2 separate regions of the Homo sapiens genome follow, and region 2 is linked to region 1. Evidence: chromatin loops called from intact Hi-C (ENCODE). Cell type or tissue: heart right ventricle. All regions are shown on one strand. Each heading gives the region's core, and the rest is flanking DNA. Links, peaks and the distances in the headings are about the cores only.

Region 1 (12,313 bases), core at 2,224-10,223:
CCCAAAGTAATTTTCAATTAAAGTCCCTGGTACTTGTCAAGCTCAAAGACATTGCCCAAAAGATGGAATAACTTCATTAGAGGGAGACACATTCACTTCATCAAGTATTCCAGCGGAGTGTGCAAATACTATGTTTTTCTTGTCCAAACTCTATGACTGAACAAGAAAGTCATTTTCTCTCTCTTATCCTCTAAATGGACATAAACTTAGGGGGAAGGGACTGTCTACTTCATAATCTGTCAGTGTTATCCCTGTCATTTTGAGGGGTGTCTGCTTTCTTCCCTATTTTAGCCATATTTGTTCATTCCCTTAGCTGACTCTACTTTCCCAGATGGTTTAGAGGCAAGCATTTGACCCAAATGCAGCCAATAAGAGTTCTCCAAAATGTTTCACACTGGATTTAGGAGTAAAGCTCTTTCATCTCTGTTATGTTGCTGTTAATATTGATTCAAAACTTCCCTGGAAGAAAATCCATGGAAGGAATAAAGCCCTCGTGCAGGGTAGAATCTGGAGTAGAGAGTTCTGAGCATATTTGAATCCTTGTTTTCAGCTGCCCAGAAAGTCAGCTTTACACTACCCTTTTCACAGCAAGTCATGTGAACCAATACTTGTCTCTTATTTGACTTAAGTTTATGCAGATAGAATTTCTGAAATTGCTACAAGTATTCTAATACATAAGCAATGCCAAAATAAGGATGTGTCAGAGTAAAACATTTTAAATATTAAAAAGATGTTCTAGATATTTTGTTTTAATGATTCAATCAATAACAGTATGTCTTCTGTGGGCCAGATAATTGAGGTACAAAGATAAAAAAATATGGTTATAGACTCAAGGGGCTCACAGATTGGTAAGAAATACAGAAACATTAGTCCCATTGTTACAGCGTATGTTCATAAGACGATATAAAATGCAATGAGTGATTAGCTGCACCTAGGGCATTCTGGAGGGCTTCATGTAGGAGACAGCATTTACTGAGTTTTAAAGGGTAAATACAATTCCAATAGGTAGAAAATGGTGTAAGATGTTCCAAGTGTACAGAGCGTGTGCTAAGTATCAGAGGCCCAGACACATGTGGCATTTCTTCGGAGCATCCAACATTTCAATGTGGATATAGCCCTGGTACCTGGAGGAGAGGAGAAAGGTGATAAGAGTTCAACAACAGAAGGTAGATTGGGAGCAGATGATTCAGAGCATCAGGAAAAGTAGCTAATGCATGCTAGGCTTAATACCTTGGTGATGGGTTGATAGGCACAGCAAACCACCATGGCACACGTTTACCTATGTAACAGACCTGAACATCCTGCACATTTACACCAAAACTTAAAAAAAGTTAAGTCATCTCTTGGCAAGAAGCCACGACCAGGTTTGTGTTTTAGAATTTACATTTTAAGAGTAGTTAAGAAAGTGAATGGATTACAGAAAGAAATGACTAGAAACAAGATGGCCAATAAAGAGACTCTTGTTGTAATCCAATCAAGCATCGAGAAGGGCACGAAATAGGGCTGTGGACATGGGAACGAATGTGAAAGAATACATTTGAAAAAGATTTCAGAGGCAGAATCACCGGAATGTGGCCATAATAGAAAGTGCAGAGTGGCAAGTAGGGAACAGCGAGGAGAGTCTCTGAATTTCTAGCTTGAGTGGCTGAGTGGGTAGTGATGCTGGTATTTGGAAAGAGTAACACAGGAGAGAAAACAATTCTGGGTGTAGAATTAGGAGTCAAGAAATTGGGTCTGATCTAAACTCTTCCATCAACCAAGTACCCAGCCTTGGATACGTCGGTTAACTCAAGTTTTCCTAACTCTCAATTGAAGAGGCTAGGAAACTTCATCCCTATGTTCCTTTCTAACTTCAACAGCCTGTGGGTCAAAAGACAACATGAGCAAGACAGGTCTGACAAAGTCTAAGAGTCAAAAGCACAAAGTTAAGCAGGGCATGACTGAAAGCCCTGAAATGAGCTGCAAACTCATGGGCAAAAGGTCCCATTGATCTTGCTGCACCCAGAGGCAATACCGCAGAGTAAAGGACACCTGGGTTTCGGGACACTGTGCTATGTCTTCCTAGGAGCACGCTTCATAGAATTTCATCTTTGCGTTGCTTATAGCTTGAAGGTTTGTAAGGAACCACCCTCCTCTGTAGATCTGATGTAGCCTAAGACGGTGATGCAGAGAACTGGGCAAACAAGACACTACTTGGTAAACGACGGCAGGACAACTGACTACCCATGGGGTAAAACGCAGAATTAAATCCACACCTTACACCAAACACATAACCAATTTCAGATGGACCAAGGACTTGAATGTGAAAAGCAAGACTTTTAGGATCAAATATAGGTATCTTTATAACCTTAGGACAGGGATTAACTTTAACATTTTAAATATTAATTTTAGACTTATAGAGGGGTTGCAAAAATGGTACAAAGAGTTCCTTTGTATTCTTCACCTGGCTTCCTTTTAACGTAACATCTTATGTGGTGCCATGGTATAATTATCAAAACTAAGAACATTGGTACAATACTATTATCTATAGACTTTATTAGATTAAGAAGTTGAAGACATACAAAAAATCCTCTAAACATAAAAAAAGATGGATAAATTCAACCATATTAAAACTAAGAATTTCCACGCAAAGGATACCATAAAGAAAGGTAAAAGAAAGGCAGGAAGACCACTTGAGCCCTGGAGTTTAAGACCAGCCTAGGCAACACAGCAGGACTTTGTCTCTACTAAAAGTTATTTAAAAAAAAAAAAAATTAGCCAGGCATGGTGTCTTGTTCCTGTAGTCCTATCTACTCTGGAGGCTAAGGCACCAGGATCACATGATCCCAGGAGTTTGAGGCTGCAGTGAACTGTGATCGCACCACTGTACTCCAGCCTGAGCAACAGAATGAGATCCTGTCTCAAAAAAATTTAAGGTAAAAGAGAAAAAACAAATTGGATGTGAATATTTGTGACACATATAAGAAATGAAGGATTTGAATGAGAACAAAAGAAGGGTAAGAGCCCCTACAAATTAATAAGAAGGCCAACAACCCAAAAGAAAAACATGCAGAAGATACAAATAGACATTTCACAGAAAGAGGGATATATGTGAAGGGCCAATAAACATAAAAGATTGCTTAACCTAATGAATGTCAGGAAAGTGCAAACTAAGACCGGGAGATAACAATAGCAAGTCACTGAGAAGATGTGTATCAAAATACATAGCTGGTGAGGGAGTAAATCGACACCACCCCTTTAGAAGGATGTGGTATCAGCAGGTAAAGTTGGCCAATCCTGTGCCAGAGCCTTGTCACTGAAAGTGAGGCTTGTGGATTCACAGCATTGCTGTCCCTTCCAGGACTCCTCCCAAACTGAACCAGAATTTGCATATTAATGAGATCCCCAGCTGATCCGTATAGACACTGAAGTTTGAGAAGCCACGGTCTAGAGAAATGCTTGCTCACATATAGCAGGAGAAGTGTAAGAGCATGTCCGCGGCCCTGTTCACAATGATTAAAAAGCAAGAATAGCACAAATGCCCATTGACAGTAAATGGGTAAATAAATTGTGTATAGTTACACAATGGAATATCATCCAGCCCTGAAAATGAATCAATGCCTCCTGGGTGACATAAGGATGAATCATAGCAACAAAACACCACAGAAAGTAAAAAGCCACGAAGGATCACATGCAGCATGCTTCCATTGTAGTATAGTGCAAGCACAAGCAAAACAAAATATGTTGTTCAAGAATCCATCTGTACTTCCAAAAAGTTTTTTTCTCAAATGGGAAGACAGTTATAAACAAAACACCAGACATTGCTGACTCTGGTGGCAAAGTGGAGGGATGAAGAGGTACTATGTGCACTGGCTGTGGGCAGTCATCGAGCTCTTGGGTGGCATAGGCAAGCTAACAGGTGTTTGATTATTATGCTTGTCAATGTATATATTATTTCTATTCTCATTATATATTACCTAATTTAAAAATCATTTTAAAAAACCTCCCAATGTTCCAGCATTCACAGCAGCCAAAATTATTGATCTGGGCATTAAGCAGTTTGAGTCTAATGCAAAGGGGAAGAGCAACAGATGAAACAAAGAGTAAACTAGTGGTAATAACAGTGAAGGCAGAGACACATTGTTAGAGACACAGAACTACTGTCAAAGGGCTGAGAGCCCAGGCGATCCACACAAGGCCAGGGGAAAACGGCCACCAATAGAGCAAAAGCCAGTGTGATGCTCAAAATCATGGCCCTACATTTGGGAATAATTAGATACAGGGTGAAAGATTCACGTAATGACACACAGCAGGAGAGTAAGGCATGTGTAGTGAGAGCAGAGATTCTCAAACTTGGCAGACCATTGGAATCATTTGGGGGAGTTTTTAAAATTTCAGCCTCCTAGGTTCCACCCCAGAGATTCAAATTTAATTGACATGGGATGCAGCTTTTATATTGGGACCTTTAAAAGCTCCCTCAGATGATTCTAATGTGCAGCAATTTTTTTTATTATTTTTAAGACAGCACCTTTCAAAAGCACCTATGTAGGATTACACAGTTAGCGGGTCATAATGCCTGAGGTGAGTCCCTAAAAGTGTGGGATACAACCTGAACAGATCGCGTAAGCAAACAAAAAAAACACAGAACAGAGTATCAGTAGGTATGCCAGCCCAGGACATGAGGACATGATGCGGTTATTAAGGTGTCCCCAGGAGTAACAACATCCCTTCCCTTTTGATCAATAGCTATTTAACAAGAGGATTTCTCAGCAGTGGCACTATTGACATTCTGGGCCAAATAATTTTTGGTTGTGGGGGACTATCCTATGCATGGTCGGATGTTTAGAAGTATCCCTGGGCCCTCACCCACTGGACACCTATTGTACCTTCCCAGCCGTGACAACCCAAAATGTCTCTAGACACTAACAGATCTGTTGCCCAAGCAGGCATGCAATTGGATAATGGTGCCATCTCCCCTTGCAGGCTGAGCTCATCTTTAGATGTGATTTTTTTCTTGCAGCCCCTCACACTTTGGAGGCCAGGAGAACAGGGGGAGGGGATAAAAACCACAGTATCTCCCTAAGCTAGTGAGCCACAATTAGTGTCCCCCGAAGCTAGTGAGAAGGGACTGGTTGATTGTTATAGGCTGGCCCAGGCCCTTCTCTGTAAGACCTAGGGGGTGGTTTGGCCAGTTTTCGGGGGCTTTCTTTTGGATGGGAGGTAGTAATGCCTCTTTGCCTCTAGTCTGGGGCCTTGGTGACTATTTCTAAAGAAACAAGGAAAGTACATCTTAATATCCTGTTACCAAGGTAGTTTTTAAAGTGTGTTCAAGATCCCTGCACGAGGCATGTTTGAGCAGGGGCGTTGCACAAGTTAGCCTGATATATTAACCTGTCTGCAAAGGAGCCTGTGTGCTTCTGATTGTTGTAAAATAAACACAGGGCTCTGAACTTGGGGGTGGCTGGGCTTTGTCAGGACCCAGACTGATCTTACCCATGTTGCCCTCAGCTCTGAAAAATTAGCAGAAGGCCTAGAATATGAAACTTTGCCTTTAGCAGAAAAACACAGTAAATTTCAATTTGAAGACCTTTCCCAAATTCAATAGCAAAACTATCGTGTTGCCTGGGAACAGCAGAGAAGCTGGGTCCCTTGGCCTCTAACTTCTACTTTCACATTCATGTACAGATGAAGCAATTCCCATCGACAGGAAGGCTGTAGGCAATGGCAAATATGAAGCGAGTTCAGGAGAAGTGAGGTGCACTGGCAAGGGGAGGGAGAAGTCGGTGCAAGCCAGAGCATCTGGGGTTGGGGGGTATTGTTGGGGTAAAGGTATGAGCTGGGCCCCAGAGGACCAGTGGGAGTTGGAAGGGATGAGCTGAGTAAAGAAGGCATTCTGGGGAAGGCTGGGGGAGCTTTGTTTCAAAACTTCAATTGTTCCAAAAATGTCCACTGTAGGTAGTTGGGGTTTTTTTGATCCAAGATCCAATTAAGATGCACACATTGTATTAGGTTCTCACATCTCTTAACTCTCCATTAATCTAGATCAGCCTCCTTATCTGGCAGGCATTTTTAAGAGGACTTAAGTTTAACTGGTAGAAGTCTGGGCCTATTGGGTGAATAAGGTTAAGAGAAAGGAAGTGACAAGGTGGCTATTCAGTTATGTTGGAGAACCTGCTGGGATATTTGAAAGGCTCTAAATCCTAAGTCAGCATCCACCTTGCAGAAGAGTTTTAGAACCTGCAGAACAAAAAGAACATAGAGATCATCTGGTCTAACGCCTTGAATTTACAAAAGACCTGTCTTTGGAACAAGATGGGAAGTCAATCATTTTACAGATGAGAAAACTGAGGTTCCTAGAGACAACACTACTTGCATATTAGCACTTCCCTAAAAGAAGGCAGAGCCCTTATTAAAACCTCTTCATCTCCTTGGTCAGCTCTGCTCTCCCAAATCCCATAGAGAGCTCTCCTCAGGCACCGTGGTGGATTCAGGCACTATGCAGGGAGAAAAGATGTGTCCCTGCCATGGCTTCACAGCAGGACCAAGATGGCGGATGGTGACTCAGAAGAAACTCACTCACTCCCTTCGGGGCCAAGCCGGGTGGATAACAGCCGACGAGGCTGCTGCAGCTGCCTGAGGGCTCCCGTGAGGATGGAGGGCTGCGCCAGAAAAGCTTCCGAGCCGTCCCACATACCAGGCCGCATACACATGGCCTGCAGTTTCCGTTAGCAGGCTGCACTACTCCAAATCTCAGATAATTGACTTTGGACAGAGATTTATGTGGATTTTTTTTTTTCCTTGCCCAGAAAGGCAATCAGGTCCCAGGGAAAGAAGAGCTCCAGTCAGCTGCAGACCATACAATCCTTATTGGCCTCAAAGAACAGAACATTTCTCAGAAATATCACTGGGGGCCTGGCCACAGCAATATTACAAAGCAGCCTCTTCCACTGCCTTTCATACCTTTTCTCTATCTGGCCTCTCTTTGCAGATGCCTGCCACTGCCCAGGATATCCGGAGTTTGTCTTCTGCCACGGCCTCTCCAAGGCAGTGTCAAAGCTACTAAATGTCTTTTGCTTTTCTCCCATCTGACTCCCATTGGCTCAATTTTCTGCCCTCTGAAAATTGTTTTAGAGAGGGGTGTTGGAAACTATTTCAAGTTTAAGTAAGTGTGGCAGGGTGATTTGTATTTTTGAAGAAAACCTCAGAGAAACAAGGTCTTTGAACCTAAAGGCACTTGAGAAATGATTGAGCTCAGAGCCAGTCAAACTCTGTTCTGTGAAGCCCACGAGTCCTGCAGATGTGTTTCTGAGGCTGCCGCCAGGCTGGGAGGGCCCTCAGGTGGTCAGGGAGTTACCTATCAAGGTTCCAACCACAATTTCTTTTCAGGGCATTTTACTTTTCAAATAAAAGATTAAAAACCAGTGATCAATGCTATAATATGAATCAATCTGGAAGAAGCCACACCCGATAGACCACACGTCATTATTCCATTTATATGAAATGTCTAGAAGAGGCAAATGCATAGACACAGAAAGTAGATTGGTGGTTGGCACGGGTCAGGGGGAATGGGGAATTCAGAGTCACTAGTAATGGATACAGGGTTTCTTTTAGAGTTGATAGAAATGTATTAGAATTGGATAGTAATGATAGCTGCAGAACCTTGAAAACATACTAAAGAACTATAAATTGTATACTTTAAATGGGTGAATTTCATAGTACGTGAATTCATCTCAATTAAAAAAAAAATCAGTGACCTTATCCAATCCTTCCCCTTTTCAGCTGAGAAAACAGGTCTCAGAAAGATGAGAAAGATGAAGAGAACTACTTAAGATGTGCACACCTGAGAGGAGCGAAGCCCAAAGTCCAATGTGTCCCTAATAAAATCCCAGGCTTCATGGGGAGATTTCAAGCCGCAGGTAAAGTTACCTGTATCCCTCGAAAGCACATGAAAGAACCAGCAGCTTGTACCGCCTCCGTGGAAGGCCAGCCCTCAACAGGCAGAACAATGGCTCCACCCCATGTCCCTCCTGTATGGTAGCTGCACCTGACAAAGATAACTTGACTGGAATATACCCTGAGAATGACCCTGTACAGCAGATACACCTGAATGTGTGTTCAGAGTTCTGAGCTAAGGAATCCAGGAGTGGCCAACTCAGATATCCATTTCTTATCTATGAGAACACCTGAGCCCCCTGCCTGTCCCATCCCATGGCGCAAAGGCCACACAGGGGATCAAGGCCCTTTGTTTTAGGTTAAATGAAGGTTGCCAGGTGGAGGTTGTTAGGGTGAAGGGTGTTAAGTGAAAATGCTACACAAACTGCATGCCTTTTACAAGAAGTTGTGGTTTTCCTACACAAACTGCATGCCTTTTACAAGAAGTTGTGGTTTTCCTGCCCAGCCCACAGCCACCGAACACTGCCCCCTGTGTTTAGCCCCCAGTAAAATCCCATGTCTCATTTGGCTCAGGGTCTCTTCTTTGGCCTCTTGAAACTGGTGCCTTCCCCACTGGAGTTGACAGGGATTTGGCAGAACATCTGCCTCCTGTAATTTAACTCATGAAATAGAAAGACATTGCTGTAGTGCCTCAAGGACCCCCCTGATTAGAACAGACTATGCCCGCCCCCAAGTGATTGTACAGTTTGTGCCCAGCTGCAGGAGCAAATGGGGGCCTGTGCTCCATTCACCAAGCCTTGGCCTAACTGCAGAACTCTCCCCAGCTGTGTAGTTGAGCTCCTTCCCTAGGAAGTGGGGTAGATAATGCCTTCGGAGAACTGAAGAAGTTAACAGATATACAGTTCCCATGCAGGCATTAGTATTTTTATTACCATGAGGAGATGCTTCAAAAGGGCCTCAGTGCCCAAGGGCAGTGTTCTATTTTTGCAGCAACCACCTCTCAGGTAGAGATTCAGAACTGCATGTTAGAAATGTCCTAGATCCATGTCTAAAAGAGAAAGGGCTGGGGACAGGAGAACTTTCATAGAACATAACTTGTCTCAGGATATAAAAGTTACATTTTTCAACACAGAATCAAACAACCTCTCTTCCCCATATTTCTGCCTTAATTTTTTAAGGCTGTGGCAGAAGAACTGAGGCACAAGTCTGACAATCCAGATTCCATAAGTGAGCCTGAGGGTCTAGAGATGGTGCAGTGATGAGGTATGGGCGGACGTTGAACCCAGCCCTGCCAGCTCCCCTGGCAGCACACACATGTCCTGGTGCTAACAGGGAAGGCTGGCCCCATAAAGCAGCACCAAGAGAACTGAAAATTTTGGGACAGGCCAAGTCAGCACTGCTCTGCGGCTCAGCAGGCAAGGCTTGGTGCCCCAGAGGCCCATGCAGGGTGGGAGGGCAGCCATGCCAGCCTGTCTTAGGCAGCAGAAACCAGGCTGCAGAGTAGAACCCAGAGTGACAGAAGCCAGCAGTGAGTGGCAGCCTTGACTGATTCAGGAGGGCAGGTAAGATGAAGTGTTCCACTGAGAAGGAAGCTGCAAGATTAGAGGATTTGCAAGACGTTGCAAGAAAGTGGATTTATCCCCCCACAACAAGTAGGGGTTGGAGTCAACAGGAAGTGAGCATTCATGCTCATGGAATCTTATCCACATTCACAGCCCAGAAAGACTTAGGGTTATTGAGGTTATGTACCATCAACACTTTGCTAAGAGCTGAGGCAGGAGTCAAATGGGAGGAACCAGATGACGCTAAGAACAGAGCATGGACTATTTAGAATGTCTCTCAGGGAAGGCTTCAAGAAGACAGTGATGCTTGAGCTGGTGTTGGAAAGATGGGAAGACACGCTCAACAAAGAAAAGTGTAGAAGAAGGGCCCAGAGTTGACAGATTTTGTGTGGGCAACAAGGGGATGATACATGGTTGGGCAGAGAGAAAGGGGCCAGGTTCCTGAGTTGGCTGATGATGGTGGGCACAACAACACAGATAAACTTGACTTTCCCCTGGACACCTCCAGGACCATGTCTGAGAGGATATAACAGGGACTCACAGAAGTTGAAGCCTCTACTAAACTCTTACCTGAGGTCCCCAGAAACTTGAAGTGAAGAATAGCCTCCATTCAAATCCACACAGTTTTAACCTAAAATTCCAGACATCAGTTGAATGGAAGCATTTATTCACAATGAGGTAACTAATTAGAACGTACCAATCTGAAGGAATTTTCCCTAAGGAAATGTGGATATAGCTCAAAGACCTCAATTCAAAGGACGCACCAATCAGTTAATTCTCGGGCAGGGCCCACGTGTTCTAACTCCTGACAATCTGATTTTCTCATGAATGTGAACAGGGAGGAGGAAAGAGGACTAAGGGCATTTTCAGGCATCACCTGCATGTTTTTTGAATAGGCAGAAAAAAATTAGGCTCAGATTCACCTGACGCCTTCACACCATAGATTATGAAGCCTCTCTGTAGGAAGCACGCTGATCATGACATGGACTAAGCCACCTGGGCCCTCATTATCCAAAAAAAACAAAAACAAAAACAAAACACAACAAAACTCTTGTGCAGTAAAACCCATACCCCCATTTTGGGAGTTGGGGATGTGGAGAAAATTCACCCTAGCTACCCTGGCTATCATTTAGTGGGCTTCAGTTGTTGGTAATTTTCTGACAGTCTTCACCTTGATATTTATAAAAGCCCCCAAATTCCCATGTCATTTACATGACACAATAACCTATAAAGTTCCAAAGAGAAATGTTTCTTTTACCACTGGCGTGGACAATCAAAAGAATGCAAGTTTCAGGTTAGAGGGGAGAAAAGAACTGCAGAGGTTTGCCCAGGCAGAGAAGGATGGAGCATGCCCGTTTCATGGCAACCAGTGTCAAGGTTGCAGCCAGGGAGAGACCACCAGCTGCAGCTCAAGCCTCTTGAGGACAGGAACTGTGTTGTTCATTGTGGGCAGACCCCCCAGTGCCTAGCATGTGCCTGGCCCATGAGAGGTGCTCAATGGGTCATCACTGGATTTAAGAATAAACAGAAGGTTGTGGTGCAGTATTATTTTCAGATGCATATGCAGGTCCATATGAAATATAATCAGTATGTTGGGCCACATATAAATAAAATATATCTGGTGCCCTGAGTATGTTGAGTGCATAACAAACTTGGATTATGCAAGTAATGGCATGTGTCCCTCTGCCCAGCAAGGATGTAAATCATTCTCCTTCATTTTCAAAATGTCAGCTGGAATGGCTGCTTGAACATGGAGTTAAAACATCTGGAGCCACAGAAATTCAGAACTCCAGGCACGTGTCTGAGAAATTAGCTAAGAAGTGATAACAATCTATAACATGCCAAGGATTCATTTGAGACACTGGCTCTCTCAGAGACAATCCAAGGACATGGAAAGGGGGTCTTGTTAGGATCCCCAAACTCTACCCCTATGATGAGTTCGATCTGCACCATCTAATAAGATAGCCAATGACCACATGTGGCTACTGGGCACTGGAAATGTGGCTAGCCCAAATGGAGATGTGCTGTAAATTTAAGATACATACCAGATAACAAAGACTTTGCATGAAAAATAAAATACCTTACTAATAAATGCTTTATGTTGATTATATGTTGAAATTATAAAGCTGTGGATATAGGTTAAATGACGTTTTTAAAAGTAATTTCACCTGTTTTACTTTTTAATGAGGCTACTAGAAAATTTAAAATTAAAAATGTGATTCACAACAGCCAAAAGATAGAAGCAAACCAAATATCCATTGACAGATGAATGGATAAACTGATATATAAACACAATACAACATCAGTAAACCTTTAAAAGGAAATTCTGACACATGACAATGTGGATGAACCTTAAAGACATCATGCCAAGTGAAATAAGCCTGTCACAAAAGGACAAATACTGTATGATTTCACTTAAATGAGGTACCTAGAGCAGTCAAATTCATGGAGACAGAAAATAGGCTGGTGGTTGCCAGAGGCTGAAGGGAGTGAAGAGTTTTTGTTTAATGGGTACATAGTTTCAGTTTGGAAAAACAAAGTTCTAGAGTTGGATGGTGGTGATGGTTGCACAACAGTGTACATGTACTTAATGCCAAATTGTACACTTAGAATTGGTTAAGATGGTAAATTTTATGTACATTTTATAATAAAATAAAAAATACAATTAACTAGAAAGACTTTTACTGAGTTACAAGAATGAAGAAAATCTTCACTTTACTAGATTTGTGGTTTCCAAGTCAAAAATATTACTTCATTGCTTCTCAAGCTTCAACTCAAGAATTTCTCTACATTAAAGGGAACTGCTCACTGGTTATACAGCACAGTGTGCTAGGGCATATCAAAGGGAATCCGAGGTCTGCCTGGGTTCCTGGGTCTGA
Region 2 (12,313 bases), core at 1,873-9,872, 56 kb before region 1:
GTTGGTGAAGGTACCATCTGCAAAATTGCAGCCCCCAGAGGCCTAAATAAGAATCATCAGCGTCCCTCATGCTACCCAATGCCTCTCTTGTCCCAGGCTTTAAAAATCCAGGAGAGAGATAGGAGCACATTCTCTCATCTTACATGCTTTGAAGCTGTATCTCCTCTCCTCTCCCCCCGCTTCCTTCCACACCCTTGTGCTGGTAACAGCAACCTTTTTCTCTGTCATATCCTTCCCCCACTGAAGAACATCCACTCCATGGCCAAGATGTCAATCTGTGGGACATCTCTGGTAACAGTCATTCAGACTGGGTTTCCATTATGTCAAAGAAAAGACAGAATTTGAAATCTACATTAGGTGTAGAACTCAAGTAGCACCTTCTAGTTTGGGAAATGGAGGGCTACCAGGGGAATAAGACTCAAAAGGGAAATAAGATTTGTTAATTTAATATTTCCAAAAATATTTGCTCTATATATAATAGAATGTTAACTAAGTATTTGGCATAGCTACTCTTCACCTTCTTAGGGAAACAGGTTTCTAGTCTTAAACTGTTTTGAACTTTGAATGGTGTTTAATCAATTAAGGGGCATATTTTAAAATTAACGTGCTATATTGTGCATTTTTCATGTGGAACCTTCTTATATTCCTGGGATAACTCAACTAGCTTGTGATATATCCATCTCTTAATGTATTAGTTAATTCTATCTGCTATTTCGTTAAATCAAGAGAGGTTGGTCTTTAACTTTCTTTGTTCTTAATGGTTTTCAACTGCCTATTTACTTCACCGGCTTTATCAGGTTCGGAATGAGGCCATAGAAATTAGGAAGCTCCTCCTATTTCCTTTCTCTGGAAGGTTTTATATAACACAGGAATTATCTATCACTTAAATGTCTGGAAGGAAAGTCTGGAAGTATTAGGCAGTGAATCCCTGGTCTGGGATCCTTTTAAGGATGGCCGTTTGACAGCCTCCATTACTTCCACAGTTATTAATTTTTTCACAGGATTTCTACTTTTGGTTAATACTTTTTTTAGAAAAATCATTTCTGTGAAGTATTTACAAATATACAATTCACTTATATGATTGTTTTATATTCTTTAGGTGAATTGTTCCTTTTCTAATTCTGTGTTTTTTTAGGTTCCCTAAAGTTTCTTTTTGCTAGAGTCTGCAAATAAGCAAATCTGCTGTTTGCTTATTAACTACTGTTTTTCTGTTTATGTAGTTCATTTTCACATTTAGCTCATTTCTTTTCTAAGTTGAACGCATCCTCTTACGTCTTAAATATCAGTTTCATTTTTCTATTTCCCTCAAAGGAATAAAATGACATAGTAGTTTCACCTGTGGCTAACCAGGTTCGAGTCCAAGGCTTGAATTAAAACTGAAAAGTAGGGGACTTCAATTTCATTTCAAGTATGCTTTGGGGAACATGCCAGAGAAGGGAAAGGGATGGAAAAGAGGCTGATGCATGCTCAGAGAGTGGCTGCAAGCAGTTCAGAGCTACGCAGAGGGAGTGGCGGGCATCAGCGGCAGTGGTATTCACAGTTAATTGATTTGCTTCCTCAGTTGACACATCTTTTAACGAAGACTTTGGAACCCAAATGCAATAAACCAAGCATGAGTCTATTATATTCTATACTCATAGAAAATGTTTTACGAATCAAAATCTGAAGCTTATTTGTATAATTTTAATTTTAATCCTAAGATACACATATATAGAGGGGTAAGATGGAAATGGGAACCCAGAGAAGACAGTGTAGTAAAAAGAGGTGGGAACTTAGATCCAAAGAATCCAGTTCTGCCACTGCCTAGCTGTAATCTCAGGCAGCTTCCCTCCAAGTTATGGATTTGTTTCCTCCTTAGAAGGAAGATCAGACTTAGATGATTCCTAATGTCTCTTGCAGCTCAAATGTCATGTGACTACAGGAGCTCCCCTTGCTCTCCTGATCCCATTCTGTCTCTACGTTGGTCAGACCCACAGAACCTTGGATGGTAGGTACCCCTCTCACTGGCTGACCACACTCTTCTCTCATATGTTCATCTTGTGTGTGTGTTTTCACTTGATCTACCATATAAGCATCTTGTCAGTTTAAACTGTGTCACGTTTATAATTGTATTTTCTACTGTGGTCGGTATTGTGAAATGGTAAGTAAACGGCAACCAACGAATGGATAAATAAATTTTATTGGGGATAGAACTGCAAGATGACCACATCAATATAGCTAAATTTCAACAAGATTGGTAAAAGATTCCTTGATAACTATGTGGACAAACTGGAGAAAAGATAAACAGGATTCAAGGGTGATTAGGATAATTCATAAAGGGTTGAATGTCTATAGTAAATGGATAGAAGTCAAACTGGGGGATGTTTTCTTGTTATTGTTTTAAACCAATATCTAGCATGAAAATACACAAGAAATGAACCTGTAGATTATACAAAAGTGGAGCAGCAAATAAATATGAGAGATAGTAGAAACAGGTTCTTAACAAACAGATCTTGACAGGCCCTAAAGAGGGGCAAATTTAAAATGAAGTTTTCCAGGGTTAAGTGTGAAGTTCTATATTTGAGTTAAAACAAACAAACAAACAAAAAAACTGTTGCCCAAGGTCAGGATGCAGGAACCATTGCTTAGTATTGGCACATGTGAAATAGACAGGGGTTTTATTAACAGAGGATAACTCAAATTTAATTGTGTTATACATAGTTCTGTCAAGCCATACCTACAGTATTACGTTTCATTTTGTGTGCCATATTTTCACAAAGACATAGAATGGCAAAAATGCAAAGGAGAAAGCCAGCCATAATGGCCCATGCCTGTAGTCCCAACTACTTGTGAGGCTGATGGGAGGATTGCTTGAGCCCAGGAATTCAAGTCTGTAGTGTACAATGATTGTGCCTGTGAATAGCCACTGCACTTCAGCCTAGACAGCATAGCAAGACTCTGTCTCAAAAAAAGAAAAGAAAGAAAGATGCAAAGGAGAGTGACTGGAGTGTTGGAGAGGGAATTTGAAATTGTTTAGGGGCTGTGGTAATTTCTGGCCTGAGATGAGGAGGTTCTCAGAAAACAAAGCAGCTGCCTGCCGCCTGTCAACACTTGTAGTACTCTCACTTAAAAGAGACTTTATACTATTTTTGAGGGGCACCAAGAAATAAAGCCAACTATTAAAAACCACAGGAAGTCTGGTTTTGGCCAAACATAATACGGTGGGAGTCAAACAAACTGGGTTTGAATCCCAATATTGTGACTAACTTGCTGTATGACCATAAATGAGATACTTAACCTTTTGTCTATCTCAGGTTCTTCCTCTGCAAATCTATCACATGGGATTATTTTTTAATTTGTAAAACACTGAGCATAGTATTTGGCATGAGGAATTCTATAATCGAAGTTTTGATTTATCCAAGTTGCTAAAAGGTGGAAGAGGATGTAGTAAGCTACCTGTCTCTGGGCATGGTGATCAGGAGCTGGGTGACAAGATGTGTACATTGAAAAGGGGGCAGTGTGGGAGAAGAGCAGAGGCAATTCAAACCCTAGATGGATTCTCGACTCAGTATATGTTAATGTATATCCAACACTGTGGCTTGTCATAAAGGCCCTTTATATAACAAAAGAACAGAGGATTTGGAGTTGATTTCACCCTGGCTCTTGTGCTAATTACATGTGGGACTGTGAACCAGGTAACTTACCTCTCTAAACCCTGACATCCTTATCTCCAAAACTGTTTGGCATCCAAACTGAGTTTGTACCATGCACAGCTCAGAGCATTGGTTGTGAGTCAAATACAACATCGTTATGAAAGCATTTTGTCAACTCTAAACCCTATATAAATATAATGGATTATAATTGTTATAATAACTCTAAATTTACTTTTTCTGTCGTTCCCACCAGGAAGTTATATTGTGAGTCAATCCTGAAGTTAAGCAGGAAATCAAACTTAGATGATCATTGTGTATTCCACAAAGACACTCTGAGTCTTTGATATGCTCACATTTCCCTTTTTGCTCTAGGTATGAGTCATATCAGAACCAACTTCTAACAACTGTTCAGGACTGTGTGTTTGTTTACTATGGCCATGCCTGCCAATGTGGGGGGTAGGGTCAGAGCAGGTGTCATTTGGGAGATGATGCCTAGGCCGAGTCTTGAAGGATGAGAAAAGTATTAGGCGGGGGGACACAGGAGCGAGAGGCCTCTGTGCAGAAGAACACGGGCAAGGGCACAAAATCGAGGGCCGGGGGGAGAGAGAGGTGGGGAGCAGCCACAACCTGGAGGTGCATATGCGGCTCGCAGGTGGATATACACTAGTGAAGACAGGAACCAGGGAGGGAGGGTCTTCTCCTCAGGGATAAATATACACTTTATTCTTCTAAGGGCAAAGAAATATGTCAAAGGATTTCTTTTAAAATACATTTAACGTGTTTTACAATAATATTTGTTTTCTACATATGAAAAATATACCCAAAAAGTTGGGGGGGAGGGGGTGGGGGGAAACAGAAAAGTAGAGGGAAGAAGAGGAACAAATTACCCAGGGCTCTACTGCTGAAGAAAACTCCAGCTAACATTCCACACAACTGAAGGGTTCTAATCAAAGTCACACCCACAGTGTCTGGTTTACTTCTGGTAGCAATGAGGAAAATAGGCTGAAGGGGAATTGAACATAAAGCAATTGTTGCAAACACTTCTTTTTTAAATAATTAAAGTTTGAATACTGCTTGTTTTCAACAGAATTCATGGTTGGGCCTTCCCGCGTCTCTAACACATCAACCCCTTTATCTCTTATGAAGCTGTTCCACCTCAGTCTCCCCAGTTAATCACAACCATCAAGCCATGTCTCAGAAACAATCTGGGCCTCTGGCCCTGCATCCCCAGATATCATTCCCATCCCTCCCAAGCAGCTGAACCAACATCTCTTGAAGCGACCAAATGGTGGACACATCACTGGCACACCCAGTATCCACACTGGGATTTCAGCAACCTTCTCCTGACAGATTTCTTCAGAGTATCCACACAGGGGTCTTCACTCACAGGAGAGCCTGAAAGGCTTCAGGGTGACAAGCCCACCGCCCACTTAGGAGAGCATCTGCAGGAATGGGACAAAGGGTATTCGTGACCCTCCTCTATGATCCAGACCACCAAGGGGCTGGGAAGAGCATCCAATCTTGTTCAGCCTAGTCCGATTCCTGGGTGAGGGGAGGGTCAGCCTCCCAAGGTGACCTGGGCATATTAGTTACCTTCACATCAGGAAAATGATTTCCACTCTCCCTACCTTATAGGGTCTTAATGAAGATTCAGTGACCTTTGTGCCTTAGAAAGATACAAATTGCTGTGAATATAGAGAAAACTGACTCCATTTGCCCGAGCACTAAGGTAACTGTTTAAAATTTTAAAATTTACACACCCTATGCTCTCAGATATAGGAGCAAATGACATGGATGAATGGATAGTTAGATAGGAGGGGGAGAGAGAAATATAAATGTATATATGAATGTATATATAAAATATGTATTTATCTATGTTCGTATTTACATATGGAATCCTAATTTGGAATAGCCAAAATTATTCTTTTAGCCCCAAGCAAGCCTGTTCTTTTACCTTTTTAAAATCATATAGCCTATCCCCACCCATCTTGCACACTTTCTTGATCTCCTAGCTTTCTGGGTGGTATTTACTTGGGAAAAAAAAAACTGAGATGGAAGAAGCCCCTTCAATTAGGACTCGAGATAAACAACAACAGAGGGGCTGGAGGGACTTTATCCAAACATATGATTCTTTGGGGCTCTGTGACAGGCCATTTGGTAGCTGGCATATGCAACATCCATTTCAAATCCCATGAGTGACTTTATCAGAGAAGATGAGGTTGGGGGTATGTGTTACGTGCATCAATCTCAAAACAAAATATTTGATCAAAGTTTCTTGTAGTTATCTGACATGTCCAGTTTTTCTGATGCTTCTAGACAACCCATTTCCTCCAGATGGAGAAAGTCTTTAAGATTCAATTTGTAATACACATTATTTTTAGTATACTCACAATGTAAGCCAAATATTTGTGTGGATGGGGGTAGGAGTGAGTGTACAGAGAACATGCTACATTTCCTAATTAACTGAATTCAACTAATACTATATGCCTAGAACTGTGCTGGGGACTGGAGATACCAAAATAAATGATTCATTCAGTACAAATATTCTAGTGATGCTTGTTGCATTGAAGAGAGGTGGTTTGAGTATAAGGGAGCTGACTACTGAACACTTATTAGCTACCCAGTCACTCTCATCAGCAAAACTCTGCCGAGGCTCAGCCTGTCTCAGGGATGGAGTTTGTCTTACGTGCCAAGACATCTATCTCTTTGGATTCAGTTTGTAAGTCTTACCTACTTTTGGCTTCTAGGCTCAAAAAATCTCAGAAAATGTTGGGTTTTTAAATGGTTCTACTTAAGAAATTCTTCAGCAGGAATTAGTACAGGTAGGTGGATAAGTATAACCATGAAGAGACTTGCCAGGGATGACCCTGCTTCAGAAGGGCAGCTGGGATTTTGAGCCAGGTCTTCTAAGTCCAGTCTGCATAATCTTGACAATCAGCAGTTGTTTGCAGACACCAACTCTGACTGGATGATCGTGGGGATTCAAGAAACTTGAAATTAACTCAGTAACTGGTTTAGACCCTGCTGGGTCCCACCTTATCCTTCAGAAGTGTTCCAGTGACAGGGACAAGTTGAAAAGAAAGGCCGGCCCCAGCTCACGCATTACAGTCAAAACCATTTGTTTTGTTAACCTCATGTGAACATTACAAATGTGTGATGGAGCAGAGGCCACATCCTTCTATAGATTAGCAATTTCTTTAGTCAGCAAGGCCCCTCTACCTTGACCTTCAAAGGAAATACTTCAAAGCAAAAAGCCAAGGTCCTCTTCAGATGGTGGAAACTCTGAGGTGGCTCTTGCTTTGAACTCAGAGGGCTTGGGTGTCAATGCCAACTAGTTTGACATTGCTGTTTGTAAAGCCTGTGTGAGGTGGGTTGGTAAGTGTGTATCTCTCTCCCTTTCTAAATGCATTACGTGTTGGTGGTGTCCTCCTTTCAAATTATTCTTTACATCAAATGAGCTGTGGAACAACATCATATGGGAAAGTCTCCTACAGATGGATTTTAGCAAATGAATTTGTGTTTTTATACAGACTGACCATGAGTCGTCAGAGGAACATGTTTTAAACAAGGGCAGCCAGGGAAAGAGTTTAATCTCTGGTATTTTCAAAGTCTGAGTTGGGGTCACAGACAGCTCTATTTTTCTGTCTTTAAGTCAGCAAACTCTAACACAGCCAATGCTGGCCAAGCTGGAGGCCATACCCACCCCTCATACCGCCCCATACCCACCCCTCAACACAATCACAAGAATTCTCAGAGCACCATGGCTATTATTTGGAGATAGCGTTGTGCCTCCCAGTTCTCTCTGCGCACTCAATTTGTGTAACAGAACGTTCTTTAAAAAGTTAAAAGTGTGATACCGACATAGCTATTTTTATCACATTAAATAAACTATGAGATAAGAGAGGCAGCTTGGCCCAATGATAGCACTTCTAGTTACCATTGACGTCCCCTTCCCATGGAAAGCAAGGCCTTGTGGAAAACAACCAAGTTCTATTTGGATCTCTTTCTGCTCTTAATGACAGTTGGGGAATGAAGTGGTTTTGACAACCTTGAGCTCCAAGAGTTTTTATCAGCTGGTGGAAAGACCCCTTTCCCCATCAGCTAACACATACAGAAGAGTTGCCTGGCACTCATCAGAAGGGGATGTGCTCCAGTTTGCTCGGCTATTGCTTTAACTATTACACTGCTTTCTAAAACTTTAATGGGGATGCCTCCTCTCTTTACTTTTCTTTTTTAGAACATTTGTTGGAATTCTCCCTTACTCATTCTTCCAGGTAACTTTTAGAATCATTTAGGAAAATTCTAAGAAAATTCCTGTTGGCATTGTATTACATTTTGGGAGGAGCGGACAGCTTCATATTATATATTCATCCTATTCAAGTGCAAGATGCATCTCTTCTTTTATTCAAAGTAATCACAACTCACAGTAACATTCTGTCACACATACGACACATATGTGTCACACATCTATCTCATATATGTCACCCATATCTCATTTGAATTACAGTCATCTCTCAGTATCCCTGGGGTATTGGTTCCAGGACTCCTATGGATACCAAAATCCATGGATGCTCAAGTCCCTGATATAAAATGGCGTGGTATTAACATATAACCTATGCACACATGTAAACTCCCCTATACTTTAAATCATCTCTAGCTTACTTATACGATCTAATACAAGGCAAATGCTATGTAAATAGTTGTTGCAGAACCTGCAGATAAGGAGGTAGATAATATTGGTAGATGAAAGTGAAAGAGTGAGGAACATGACACTCTATACTACTGGTAAGAGTATAAATTAGTGCAAATATTCTAGGAAGGTATTTTGGCAATGTACACCAAAAATTTTGGAACTCTTTTCTAAGAACTTAACCTAAATTAAATGTCAGAGCTGTGGAAGTGAGTTTAGGGACAGGAATATTAATTGCATTGTTGTTTATAACAGCTGAAGAACGGAATCCACCCAAGTGTTCAACATTAGAGGTTAAAATCTGATCCATCCTCTTGAGGGAATACTGCACAGCCATTAAAATTCACATGTGACAGAGTATTTAATGAGAAGATATTTTTCAAAGTATATGTTTAACTGAAAAGAGACTGAATTTCAAAATAGTATAATTGTATAATCCTAATTCAGTATGGAAAAGAAATTATATGCATAGAAATGTTAAGGAATTATCTCAGAACAGTTATACGGGAGATTTTTTTATCTCAGAATGGGTATATGGGAGATTTTGATTCTTTTCATTGTGATTTTCTAGCCTTTCCATCCAAATTTTCATATAAAGAACAAGTATTAATTTCCCGGAATAGAGAAAACTTAGTACATCCTATAAAATATTCCTAGGTGATTGATATTTTGGTTCCTGGTAGGTAGAAATGAGGAATCCATGCTTTGATTTTTAACAGAATAATGCATTAGTTTGAAAAATGTACTCCTTGGTATAAACAAATATTCTGCTCCTGTTTTTCTGTAATGTTTTCATTAAAAGAGGCATTGTCTCCAAGCATCGAAATCTATCAATATGATCTTTGTTTTCCTTGTTGAACCTATTGTTGTACTACATTGTATCACATTTCCTTGAAATGGTCTATTCATGCACTGCTGGAGCCAAAGCCCGATGTGATCTTTGTGTGCAGTTACTAGTAACATAAACTTGCACAAGTTACCCTCTCTGTACCTCAGTTTCTTCATCTCTACAATGGTACTTCACAGTGTATATAAAGAACTCAGACCCCTGGCTGGCACATAGAAAGACCTCTACAAATGTTAGCTTGCATTATTATCATCATTATTAATTTATTCAATATCATCTTACATTATTTTCTTGTATTTCATTTAAGATCAACATTCCTAAAGTGATCTTGCTCTGTAGTTTTATTTTGCTCATTGATATGGTTTGACTGTGTCCCTACCCAAATCCCATCTTGAATTGTAGCTCCCATAATTCCCATGTGTCGTGGGAGGGACCCAGTGGGATGTAATTGAATCATGGGGGCAGTCCTTCCCATGCTATTCTCGTGATAATGAATAAGTCTCATGAGATCTGATGGTTTTATAAAGGGGAGTTTCCCTGCTCACGCTCTCTTGCCTGCTGCCATTAAGACATGACTTCGCTCCTTTTTTATCTTCCACCATGATTGTGAGGCCTCCCCAGTCATGTGGAACTGTGAGTCAATTAAACCTCCTTCCTTTATAAATTACCCAGTCTTTGGTATGTCTTTATTAGCACCACGAGAACAGACTAATACACTAATGGTATCTTGATCGGTTATGCGTACCAAGGTTGTGCTTGCTTTATGTAATAAACTGGGTAGCAGTCTATCTTTTGCTGTGTTCTGGAACAATTCACGTCCCTTGCATTTACTTCAAAAAGGGAAACACAACCTTTCAATTATACAAAATGGTTAGCATGCCAAGTTATAGAACATGATACAGCTGCTAATCATACCAGCATTCCTGCATATATTACAATTTGGGCTCAACAAATGCAAGTCATTTAATTATATCATTTTCAATTTAATGCTATAGACATTTATAATATATTATTCAATGAGAAAAAGAACTTACAGAACAACCTGTGAAATATCATCTAATTTTTCTTTATAATTCCCATATATTCTCTTCTCAGGCATGTGTGCATGTGAGTATGTGTGTACTCCAAAAGCTAAATGGTAATTTCTAAAAAGGGCTAGTAATTAAGGTAATTTTAAAAACTGTTTTTTCTCTGTCTGTTCACCTGTTTTTACACTAAATGTGTATTACTCATGTAGTCAAAAAACAAAATGACATTTAAAACCTATCCCTACATTTATGGTTATCTACTTTGTACACACAATATTCTTGACCTGGTAGGGGATGAAAAAGATCCCTGTGATCCAGCCCCTGCTTCCTAGAAGTTAGTAATCTAGATCTAGATGAAGTAGAAACATACATAACTGTGAAATTGTTGTACAGAATTACAAACAAAGGACTGGAGGTGACCAACATTCTCTGTCTGCCCAGAACTGACGGTTTTTCTAGGACATGGGACTCTTCAGTACTGAAACCCAGACAGTCCCAGGCAAACTGCGACAGCTGGTGACCTTGCTGGAAGAGCCACTGGCAAAGCAGTGTGAACCAAACGTCCATGTGCTTTCCTACATTTTTCAGCCTCCCCCATAGTTCGTTTGGGACCCTATGATTGTGCTCTCACCAATGGGATTGTGAGTATAAGTGATAGATAGCTCCTGGCTTGAGGCCATTAAAAGCAGGCATGCATTCTTCCAGGACTTCCCTCTCTCCTCCTCACCCATGGAATTGGATAATCCTGGAATGGATGAGTTCATTGAGGGAAGCAGCTGAGTTCCCTGAGTCACCACTGGAAAAGACCTACCAAGGAGAGCTTCTTGGCTCACACCAGACTCTGATGTTAGTGATAAGTACTAGGTTGAGCCCCTGAGATTTCAGGATTTATTTTTTAAGGCAGCAAAGTATAACAGTGCCTAAGTAAAAGAGAACCCAGAGCCCAAAGATGAGGGAAAACTTCATGAGAAGCGACTTTATACTACATGAGGCTTGGTAAGAATTCCACATGAAGAAATGAAGTGATGAGGAAGAACAGTTTAGGCGGAAGCAGAGGCAGGTAGGCAAGAAAGGACAGGAAATAGTTGAGGTACAAGAAGTCATGCGTTAGAAGACAAGGCTGGAAATATTGGTCATGCCAGATTGAGGAGGATCTTCCTTCTTAACTCCTCTGAACTCTTCCTTAGGAGTTTGGGCTTTATTCCAAGGACAACAGACAGCAATTGGACATTTTGAGCAATGGTGTATCACAGCCAGAACAGTGTAAAGGAAAGGCTACATGGGAAACACTGGAGGGGGTCCAGGCGTAGGACCAATTTAGAGGTGATGACAGTCATCAATAACCCAAGCAAAGGCCAGGCACAGTGGCTCACACCTGTAAACCCAACACGACACTTTGGAAGACTGAGGCAAGGGCATCACTTGAGACCAGGAGTTTGAGATCAGCATGGGCAACATAGCAAGACCCCATCTTTTTTTTTTTTTTAAGGCAGGGTCTCGCTCTGTCTTCCAGGCTGGAGTGCAGTGCAGTGCAGTGGGGCAGTCTCAGCTCACTGCAACCTCTGCCTCCCGGGTTCAAGTGATCCTCCCACCTCAGCTTCCCGAGTAGCTGGGACTACAGGGCACATGGCTAATTTTTGAATTTTTAGTAGAGACAGGGTTTCACCATGTTGGCCAGGCTGGTCTCAAACTCCTGACCTCAAATGATACACCCACCTTGGCCTCCCAAAGTGCTGGGAATATAGGCGTGAGTGAACCACCATGCCTGGTGCAAGACTCCATTTCTAAAAAAAAAAAAAAAAATTAATTAGCTAGACATGCTGGCACATGCCTATAGTCCTAACTACTCAGAAGGCTGAGGCAGAAGCATCACTTCAGCCCAGGAGTTTGAAGCTCCAGTGAGCCATGATGGTGCCACTGCACCCAATCTGGGCAATAGAGCAAGACTCTGTCTCTAAAAAACAAAATCAACACCCCTGCCCCCACCCACACACACACACACAAACAAACCCAAGCAAGAAGGGATGAAGGCCTGAACTACACCAAAGGTTGGAGGTGTGTAGTGATAGTTAGGTAGCAGAACGTGCTAGACTTGGCTATTCCTAGTTAGACACTT

The links. A loop is a pair of places that touch in the nucleus more often than their neighbours do. Peaks named below come from ENCODE experiments on the same cell type or tissue, not always from the same donor. Only the 100,000 strongest peaks of a DNase experiment are listed, where the experiment ranks them.
Region 2: it touches region 1 in a loop (1.8-fold over the local background); 2 of 110 quality-filtered maps call a loop at or near these places.

The regions. Positions count from the first base shown.
Region 1 is chr15:57,763,745-57,776,057 of GRCh38, reverse strand. All of the region lies in intron 4 of LOC105370834 (a long non-coding RNA gene), which reads right to left. Among named protein-coding and RNA genes, the nearest start is that of POLR2M, 63 kb to the right of the region's middle. In heart right ventricle, for the core only: no CTCF peak of the experiment used is centred there; a DNase peak (open chromatin) is centred at 6,597; H3K27ac peaks cover 1,503 bases.
Region 2 is chr15:57,818,927-57,831,239 of GRCh38, reverse strand. No RefSeq gene overlaps it. Among named protein-coding and RNA genes, the nearest start is that of POLR2M, 120 kb to the right of the region's middle. RefSeq lists a silencer at 4,002-4,061. In heart right ventricle, for the core only: no CTCF peak of the experiment used is centred there; no DNase peak of the experiment used is centred there.